Linked DNA regions of Homo sapiens: region 2 is linked to region 1. The links are chromatin loops, found by intact Hi-C in ENCODE. Cell type or tissue: gastrocnemius medialis. All regions are shown on one strand. Links, peaks and the distances in the headings refer to the core of each region. The heading gives the core; the rest is flanking DNA.

The links. A loop is a pair of places that touch in the nucleus more often than their neighbours do. Peaks named below come from ENCODE experiments on the same cell type or tissue, not always from the same donor. Only the 100,000 strongest peaks of a DNase experiment are listed, where the experiment ranks them.
Region 2: a loop joins it to region 1, with 4 times the contacts of the local background. A loop is called at or near these places in 2 of 110 quality-filtered maps.

What each region holds. Positions count from the first base shown.
Region 1 is chr1:15,832,854-15,837,229 of GRCh38, forward strand. SPEN-AS1 (SPEN antisense RNA 1) reads right to left here. Exons shown (of 2, transcript NR_024279.1): 2 at 1,362-4,053. Among named protein-coding and RNA genes, the nearest start is that of SPEN, 13 kb to the right of the region's middle. RefSeq lists a silencer at 2,016-2,245 and enhancers at 2,135-3,120, 2,686-2,795, 2,986-3,035, 3,266-3,315. In gastrocnemius medialis, for the core only: CTCF peaks have their summits at 2,424 and 2,624; DNase peaks (open chromatin) are centred at 638, 1,668, 2,188, 3,138 and 2 weaker places; H3K4me3 peaks cover 3,687 bases; H3K27ac peaks cover 4,000 bases.
Region 2 is chr1:16,015,647-16,019,952 of GRCh38, forward strand. It overlaps HSPB7 (heat shock protein family B (small) member 7), which reads right to left and starts at 2,397. Exons shown (of 3, transcript NM_014424.5): 1 at 2,119-2,397; 2 at 1,428-1,561; 3 at 1-113. The coding sequence starts at 2,317. RefSeq lists enhancers at 1,199-1,945, 1,946-2,690. In gastrocnemius medialis, for the core only: a CTCF peak has its summit at 2,051; DNase peaks (open chromatin) are centred at 505, 1,075, 2,495, 3,705 and 4 weaker places; H3K4me3 peaks cover 3,843 bases; H3K27ac peaks cover 4,000 bases.

The sequences.
Region 1 (4,376 bases), core at 189-4,188:
AAAGGGCTGGGATTACAGGCGTGAGCCACTGCGCCTGGCCCAAAGTATGTGTTTTATAAATAAAAATGAACCCCAGGAATTAGGAGTGTTTAAACAGACCCTTCTAGTCTGTTCAAGTGCTGGGCAATCATTCTTCGAATCTAAACTGCCCAGCTAATTAGAGCCATAATAATTTACCTGAGTTATCAGGCTACTGTAACAGATTCCAAATTTCCACTAAAACTAATAGTTTTACACTATTTCATTTTCATTGTGCAGACAAAAAAGAAAAAAAACACAGCATTTAAAAAAAAATTCTGTAAGCTCTCACCGCCAAAAGGAAGGATAGGCCAGGCGCGGTGACTCACGCCTGTAAGCTCAACACTTTGAGAGGATCTCTTGAGCCTAGACGCTCAAGACCAGCCGGGGCAACATGGTGAAACCGTCACTACAAAAGGTTAACTTAGCCCAGCGCCAGGCACGGTGGCTTATGCCTGAAATCCCAGCACTTTGGGAGGTCGAGGCGGACGGATCACTTGGTCAGGAGATGGAGACCATGCTGGCCAACATGGTGAAACCCCATCTCTACTAAAAATACAAAAATTCGCCGGGCGTGCTGAGGCGTGCCTGTAGTCCCAGCTACTCCCCGAGGCGGAAGTTGCAGTGAGCCAAGATCCACTGCACTCAAGCCTGGGTGACAGAGCGAGCCTCCTTCAAAAAAAAAAAAAAAAAAAAAAAAAAAAGCCCAGCGTGGTGATTCGCGCCTATTCTCAGCTATTCAGGAGGCTGAGGTGGGAGGATAACCTGAGTCCAGGGAGGTCGAGGCTGCAGTGAGCTGTGATTTCGTTACTGCAAAAAACAGAGACCTTGTCTTAAAAAAAAAAAAAAAAAAAGGATAGTTGATGTCAAAAGATACGGTATAAAAATTTAAAGCTCTATGCAGTGCTTTTGGTCATAATGAAACTAAATTATTTGGAATCCAAAAGCCTCTTCTCAGATATTTCTTTCATCTGGAAGCCATCAAATCCTGATCGATTCCTTCAACAGATGTTCTTTTACCTTTTCATCCTATCATTATGAGCTTTACCTCCTGTTACTGAAATAACTCCCTATAATTATACATAGTAAGAATATAAAGGGCTGGCTCTTCTATGTACTCACGCTGTGAAGAAAAACTTAAAAAAAATTAAACAAAAAAACCTTGTACGAAAGCAAAGGAAGAAGACAAATTTAGCAGCAGTTCTCTTGAATTTCCTGGCTTTGTTGATTTCGAACCACAAGGTTAACATTAAAACACAAAGACTCACATTTAAATATTTCTTTTGAAATCAGAAAAACAATAGCTCTTTGAAATGACGCTGGAACGCACACAATAGATTCTACTGGGTCAATGTATTATTTATATACTCATCTGAACTTTCAAAAGAAGTTAAATGGGAGATATTCTCAACAGGCAAAAATAAGATATTCCAATCTATTGTTCAAGTTTATGGCTCCGATATAAATAATGGGCTATAAACCCGTATCTGGAAAACAGTTGCGCAGTGCGTGCTTAATGGCCAGCCAATGAAAACCAACGTCTCATTCTACTCCGTCTTTCAGCACGTCAAGGACATCCCACTCCGCCTTTTTTTTTTTTTCTTTTTAAAGAGGCCAACCGCTGGGGACACCTGGTTTTGGCACCTTTATGAGGCCTCCCAGCAGCACAGGAGCTCTAAGGGGCACGCTCTGCAGTTGAGCTATTTGCAGAGCTCCATGATCGCTCAAAGCCGAGCACGCGCACGGGTTTGCTACTGGCACCAGCACAAGGCTTTAGACAGGCACTTCCCACGGCTGAGTTCTAGGCATCCCCTTTTTGAAACGTGTTCTCTCCACCCTGCAAGGGTGGGGTGAGAAATCTCACTTTCGAAGGGCTTGCAAGGAGGAAGAGAGTCGGCGCCTTGCGGATTCCCCGGCCGCGCTTCAAGGTTCACACGCCGCGTGGCAGCTCGGATGCAGCCCGGTTCCGAGGCGGTCGGCGGTCGAGACTGGGGCCTCGAGCCGAGAAGCGAAGAACAAAGCGGCCGCGTTAGCCCGCCGCCCCGAGGGACAGCCCGGGCGCGCCCGCCGCTCCGCCCACACCCCGCCCCTCGGCCGCGCGAAATGGCGGCGGCCGCACCACAAAATGGCAGTCGCTCGGTCGCGGAGAAGCACCTGCTAAATCCCGTGACTCCCTCCCCCTGCCCTGCCCCGCTAGCGCCAACGTCGTTCTCCCCGCCCAGGCGCCCCGGTCTTCCCACGCCGCCCCGCCCAGGGGCAACAGGGTCCGGAGCCCGCCAACAACGCGGCGCCTTTGTGCGGGCGCACGCCACCTTTACTCAGCCACACGGGCCCCTCTCCGGGGGGCTTTTTCTTAAAGGGGCAACCGCTGGAAGAAACGGAGCACCGCCGCCCGGGACGCCCCTCAGGCCCGGGGTTACTACGGTTTCCCCAACTCGCAGCGTTAGCGTCAGGCCACCAAAGTGAAGATGGGTGGTGAAAGGACCACAGAGCCCGATAGAAGAGAAAACCTAGGAAAAATTAGTGAAAGACGCCCCCAACCAATGCTTTGGCGGCCACGCTGAGTCCTAACGTACTGAGCCCACTCGACGGGGCCCGTGCGCACAGGCGGCTCCAAAGGGCGGGTTTCGGCTTTCCTTCCACCTCGCAAAAGTCCAGTGAGCGCTCTAGGTTTCTCATGGCTACCCCCTGCCCTCTCCCCGTGCTGGGGAGTCTCGGGGGCTGAGCAGTGGCAGAGGGAGGAGCGGCTGCCGCGGTCCCTGTGCTTTTTCTCTGGCGTGAGGGTCTCAGTGGCCTTGGGCTCTGCTTGGGCCGTGGCTTGAAGGTTGGAGGTGTCGCGGTGCGCTTGGGTTTTTTCGCTTTCTTTCAAACGCTTGCTTCCTGGCGCTCCCCACCCCCCAGCGTCCCTTTGGCTCCATCTTTCCAGAAACTTCTCTGAGAAACTCAGCAAAAAGCATCCAATTTCGCCACTGCTTCCCCCTCCGCGCATGCGCGAGACGCCAAGCGGAAAGCCTTTGGCGCGCCGGAGTGTGAGAGTGGTGCGTGAGCGCGCGCGCGCTCGCCGTGCGGGGGCGGTTCTCTCTGACAATGAAGGGAAAGAATTCCCCCTCCCCTCAACATTCCGTCCTCGCGCAAGCGCGTCGGAGCCACTTCCTTGGCCTTTGAGGGAAGGGGGAGGGGTCGTCCCGAAGCGCGCTAGTCGTGTTTCCGCGCGCCTGCGCACGGGGCCGTTTTCGTCTCGCTGTGTTGTCCGCGAGTCTTTGCTGTGAAGTGCGTCTGAACAGCTCGCTTGTGCCCGACCTACTTTTTCCTTAAGGCCCACTCGCGGAAACTAGTTTCTTGTGGGGTTATCGATTCTGTACCCCGAGTTTCCTGGAGATTAGTCTCCCCTTTGTGCCCCGGGGATGAGGCTGGACGGCGTCGCGCTGGCTTGTCTTCCACCCCTTCCCGCGCCATGTTTGGAACGGCTGTTGACTGGATCCCGTGTGGAGTGTGATGGAGCCTTCTCGAAACGGGAAAACAGTCCTGGCCGAAGGCTTGGGTGGTGCCTGGGCCGGCTTATATTAGGCACTGCGTAGAATGTTTGCTCACTAAGCCCAAAGAAAGGTGTCTTTTTTTTTTTTTTTTTGAGACGGGAGTCTCTTGTCATCCAGGCTGTAGTGCAGTGGCGCAGTCTCGGCTCACTGCAACCTTCGCCTCCCGGGTTCAAGCGATTCTCCTGCCTCAGCCTCCCATGTAGCTGGGACTACAGGCGCCCGCCAATACGCTCGGGTAATTTTTGTATGTTTAGTAGAGATGGGTTTCACCATGTTGGTCAGGCTGGTCTCGAACTCCTGAGCTCAGGTGATCCGCCCACCTCGGCCTCCCAAAGTGCTGGAATTACAGGCGTGAGCCACCGAGCCCGGCTTTGCCCCCAGCCTGGGAACGGGGTCTTGCTGTGTTGCCCAACTGTTTTGGAAGTCCTGACGTCAAGAGATCCTTCCGCCAGGGCCTTCCAAAGTGCTGAGATTACAGGTGTGAGCCGCCACGCCCGGCCTTTAAAAAAAAAAAAAAAATCAAAATGGTTTTAAAAGGTGTCATTTTCATTGGAACGGGGTGGGGCTCCTAGTGCCCGCCACAGTCCTCCACTCAGGCCGGCGGGGCGGGCCCTGGCCTCGGCCTCGGTGCGTGGGTGCAGAGGGCCTAGGCCGCAGCTGCTTCTCCCTCTGCCGAATTGAGCTGGGCGGTGGTAACCATAGTGGACCGCACTTCCTCTTCGTTCAGTGCCTCCCCTCATTCTTGTCCTTTAGGGGTGTGGTGGAAATTATTACCAGGGTTATGGGTTCTTCAAAATACAAAAAGCCAAACCAAAACGAAAA
Region 2 (4,306 bases), core at 1-4,000, 180 kb after region 1:
ATAGTGAGGCTGCCGTCCTCCCGCAGAGCCGAGGTCACCGACGTCGGGTCCACGTCCTCCGGCAGCTGGCACTTGTGAGCGAAGGTGTTCATGACAGTGCCGTCAGCCGCCAGCTGGGGAAGGGGTGACCCGTCAGGCAGGCTGCCCCGACCCCTGTCCTGCTTGTGACAAGCCAGAGCCCTCTTCTCCCCATTCTAACCCCAGCCAGACCCCACATGCCGAGGGGCTCTGCCCTCAGGTGCCGAGGGGCTGCCCAGGGTGGTGATGGCCACAGGCCAAAGGCTCTGCAGGGACAGCGCAGGGGTGCTTCGCAGAGCTCCAGTAGCTCCAAGGAACAGGCCAGGGACATGGGGAAGAGGTGGGGCTTGGAGAGAGAGGAGGCTCCGTGGCAGTGGCTCCGAATCTGGGGCTCCTGGGGAACGTGGAGGTGACAGAGGAGAGCCGTGCCTTCCTGGATCCCCGGGCACATTGGGCATCTGCCCGCCAGGGCTGAGCGCCGGCCCCTCCCCCGCAACTCAGCCAGCACATAGTGTCCAGGGGAGTTTGGGGCGGCTGAGTCACTGTTGGGGGTGGCAGGGCTGGCACATGCTGCCTGTGGGTTTTGGTGCCCCCAGTCCATGGCATCCCTGGCAGGGACGCCCAGAAATCCACCCTTGAATGTGGAGGGGAAGAAGCCAGTCCTTGGGGGCTTAGGAGGAGGCTTGGGTCAGGTCCTCTCCTCTCTCCTGGCAGCCGTGGCTGTCCCTGGGCAACGCCCCTGTTCAGGCCTGGCCATACCCTCTCCAGGGTGGAGGCCCCAGTGCCTCCTAGAAGTTCGGACTCAGACACGCTAGAGACCCAGTGACCCTGAGACCTGTGGGCGGGCGCTGTGTGTGGTTTGGAGTGTGTGTGACCCGAAACTGCAGGGCCCCTGCCCAGCCTCGGGCCTAATTTAGGGGTCCCAAGATGGGGGATGGGTCTCCAGCTGTGGGAGGGAAGAGGGCTTGAGGTGGGTCACATGGAGAAACCCCTCCCCCCACTGCCCAGGTGAGTTCCCCACCTACCCGCATCCGCCCCCCTATAGCTACCAGAGGAGCTGTCCTCACTCTGCCATCACCATCTCACACCTGTCATCTCCCACCCTCAAGCCCCACCCCCTCAGGCTCCCTCTGCCCACATCCCTCCATCCCTCTCCCATTCCTCGGAGGCTCCCTCAGCTGCTCAGGCCCTGGAAGAAAGGATCTGGGAACCTCGGTGCAAAGAGAGGCAGTGAGGGGGCCCCATGGCCATGGGTTGCAGGGACAAGGCCTTCAGTTAGCCCTGGGGGAGTTTGGGTGGGGAAGGGACACTGGCCAGGGTCTGGGGTCCCAGGATGGTAAGGGGGAGTAGGAGACATTGGAGGCAGGAGCAGAATTTGGGATGCGGTGAGTAGGGGGTGGGGGGCTCACCTTCTCAGCCCGCACCTCGATGTGGTTGTTGGAGGTGGTGACAATGATGTCTTCAGGTGAGAAGTCTCTCACGTCCACCGCAAACTCATAGGCGTCTCCTAGGGTCTTGATGTTGCCTGCCCCACCGGGGCGGGCTGTGGGATGGGCTGCTGTGAGCGAGGCATGGAGCAGGCCTTGCATGCAGATCCGGGGGTTCTGGCTCCTTCTCTTGGGGCAAGGGGCGGCTCCCCCAGGCCCTACCTCCCCCCTAGCTGTTTCTCCCTAAGCTCCTCCTCATTCCTACAGCCCACCTTTTCTGGGGTGGGGGTGGGGCCTCACCCAGCACAGTGTGTGTGTATATGAGGCTAGGTCTGTAACAACCCCACCCCAGGCCTGGAGCCTGGGGGCTGCCCCCCACCGCTCACCCATCCAGCCCTCCAGGGCTCCAGCTGGGATTGGCTGTGGTTACAGAGCATGGGTGGCCATGGAACCATGTCCAACCCCCAGGGCCACAACTGTTCCTTAGAGGCCCACCTGTTTTCATGGCCACATCTGTCCCTGTGGCCACATCTGTCTTGGTGGCCACACATGGCTGCAGGCTGTGCAGCACCTGTTCCAGGCCGACCGGCAGCCACAGCGCCTTCGGTGGCGCCCTGGAGCAGACGTCCCCTCCCTGTGCACCTCCCCTCCCCTCAGGGCCCGGATCACTTGCCTGGGAAGGCCAGGGGCTCCGAGTGGGGCCGCATGAAGCTGCCAAAGTCATCGGAAAACATGCTCAGGGCCTTCTCCATGGGCGGGTCCTGGGCCGGGAGAGCACGGGAGGCCGAGGAGGAGGTGGAAGAGGAGGAGGAAGAGGAAGAGGAATGGAAACTTCTCTCCGCTCGGAAGGTGGAAGAGGTTCTGTGGCTCATCCACGGACGGCGCCGGGCCCTGCCCAGGCGGGCGAGGGCTGGACAGGAGAGGGTGTGGGCGCAGGCCTCTGGGCGAGCGTGCCAGGCTCCGACTGCGGCCGCTTTATAAGGCCGACTGTCCCTGGGCTTGGGGCCAGCCCCTTGTCTACTAGCTAAATTTAGGCCTCTCCATGGCCCAGAGGGGGCTGGAAATCTTCTCCCGTGCGCCGGCCCTGCTGACAGCCCGACACGCAGGCCGAGAGGGCTGAGCTCACAGCCTGACATTCCAGGCTGATCACAGCAGCCCCAGGGGCCTCCTCACCACTGCACAGGGCTGGATCCTGTCTCCTTGCCACTCGGACCTCGGTGCCTGCCCCAGAACCTTGCAAGTTTGGGGTTTATTGTGTGTTTTGTTTCCCCCGTCAGCCTGGGGGCTCCTGAGGACTGTGCCTCCCCTCCAGACTCTGGTTCTCCTCCACGGCTGTACCTCCTCCATCAGTGTGCAGGCTCCTTGGGGACAGGGTAGGTGGAAGCACCACCGCTCTGTGACGTCAGGAGCTCCTTCCCTCAAGGCAGACAACCTTCACAGCCCATCTCTAAGGAAAGGTTGAGCCCTGCCAGGGGGTGTAAAATGTGCAGCTGTCCCCTGCCAGCCCCCATGGGGACCTGGATTCTGTGCCTGCACTCCCTCTGACTCTCAGAACATTCAGCAGCCCCAAGAGGACAAAGTTGGCAGCTTTCTCCTTAAAGGTCTAGAAGGTTGTGTTCCCGGCAACTGTCTGCTCCATCTCTGTGTCAGAGGTGATGCCTGCGAGCGCCTTAGGTGGGATTTCAGTCAGAGGTAAAAGAGAATTCCGGAAGACAATTATTCTAGCCCTGAGTTCTAGAATGCCTTCTGGGCATGGGCTCCTGGCTGCAAGCTGTCCAGCACGGCCCCGTTTGATCCCCACACAGCTGGGAGGGTGGAGGGGCTCTTCCCATGTTACGGACGGGGAAGCGAAGCCTCTTGGAAAGGGCGGGGCTCGCAGTTGCGTAAGTGGCAGAGCTGGGATTCGAACCTAGATGTGTTGGACCCAAAGCCCTTCAGAGGCCGAGGTGGTTTGAACATGTGCCTATGGAGACAGGCTGGCCCGGAAGAGCCAGAGAAGCCCCTCCCTACCCACCTGCTTGCTCAGCAAAGCTGGGACTGACCTTGCCCTGGGCCAGGGTGGAGGCCATTCTGAGAGGCGGCCAGGCCCTCTGCTCTGCCCAGGTTGCAGTTAAGGGCCTCTGCTGTCCTCTCCAAATCCGTCCCTTCCGTCCCAGATCAGCTCCAATGCCTCCTCCCCCAGGGAGGCCTCTCTGACTGCTCCTGCTCACATGGGCCCACACCCAGTCCAGATGCCCCCAGCACTGACTGTCTTTGTCCTCCCACAGCACCTGGCAGTGTGACATAGTCTTCCTGTGTGCTGTGACTCTCTGCTGTGTCCCTTCTTCCCTATCCAACTGGCAGTTCCCACGGGGGCGAGGGTTCACCTGTCTCCCCATTAGATTGAAGGTTCTTGAAGACGGGCAGTTTCTCTTTTGTCTGAGCCCCCTACAACCCAGTCTGGAGCTTCATCCTGGAGAGCTCCTTCTACAGGGGTATTAGCGGTGCTGGTGGTATGTGGAGTGGAAGCAGAGCAGGGCACAGGGCACAGCGGCGGGCCAGGCTGTTGCCTGGAGCAACAGGGCCTGTTGCCTCTGGCAGAGTTTCCTGCCCGTGTCGGGGCCTGTGACACCCAGCCTGGCTGAGGGGTTTCTAGGGCAGCTGGGAAGCCACCAGCACTGAGGTGAGATGGAGAGAGGGTGGGGCGGGGTGGGGGGCCCAGAGCCTGCCGCTCGCCAGGGAAACAGGAGCCGGTGGCTAAATGCAGACACACTGTCATGGTGCTGAGGGCCTGAGTCACTGCCCCTGGATGTCAGATCCCGTTACCCACCCCCGCCCACCATTCCTCCTCCCCTTTTTCCCCCTTCCCGAGGCATCACCCA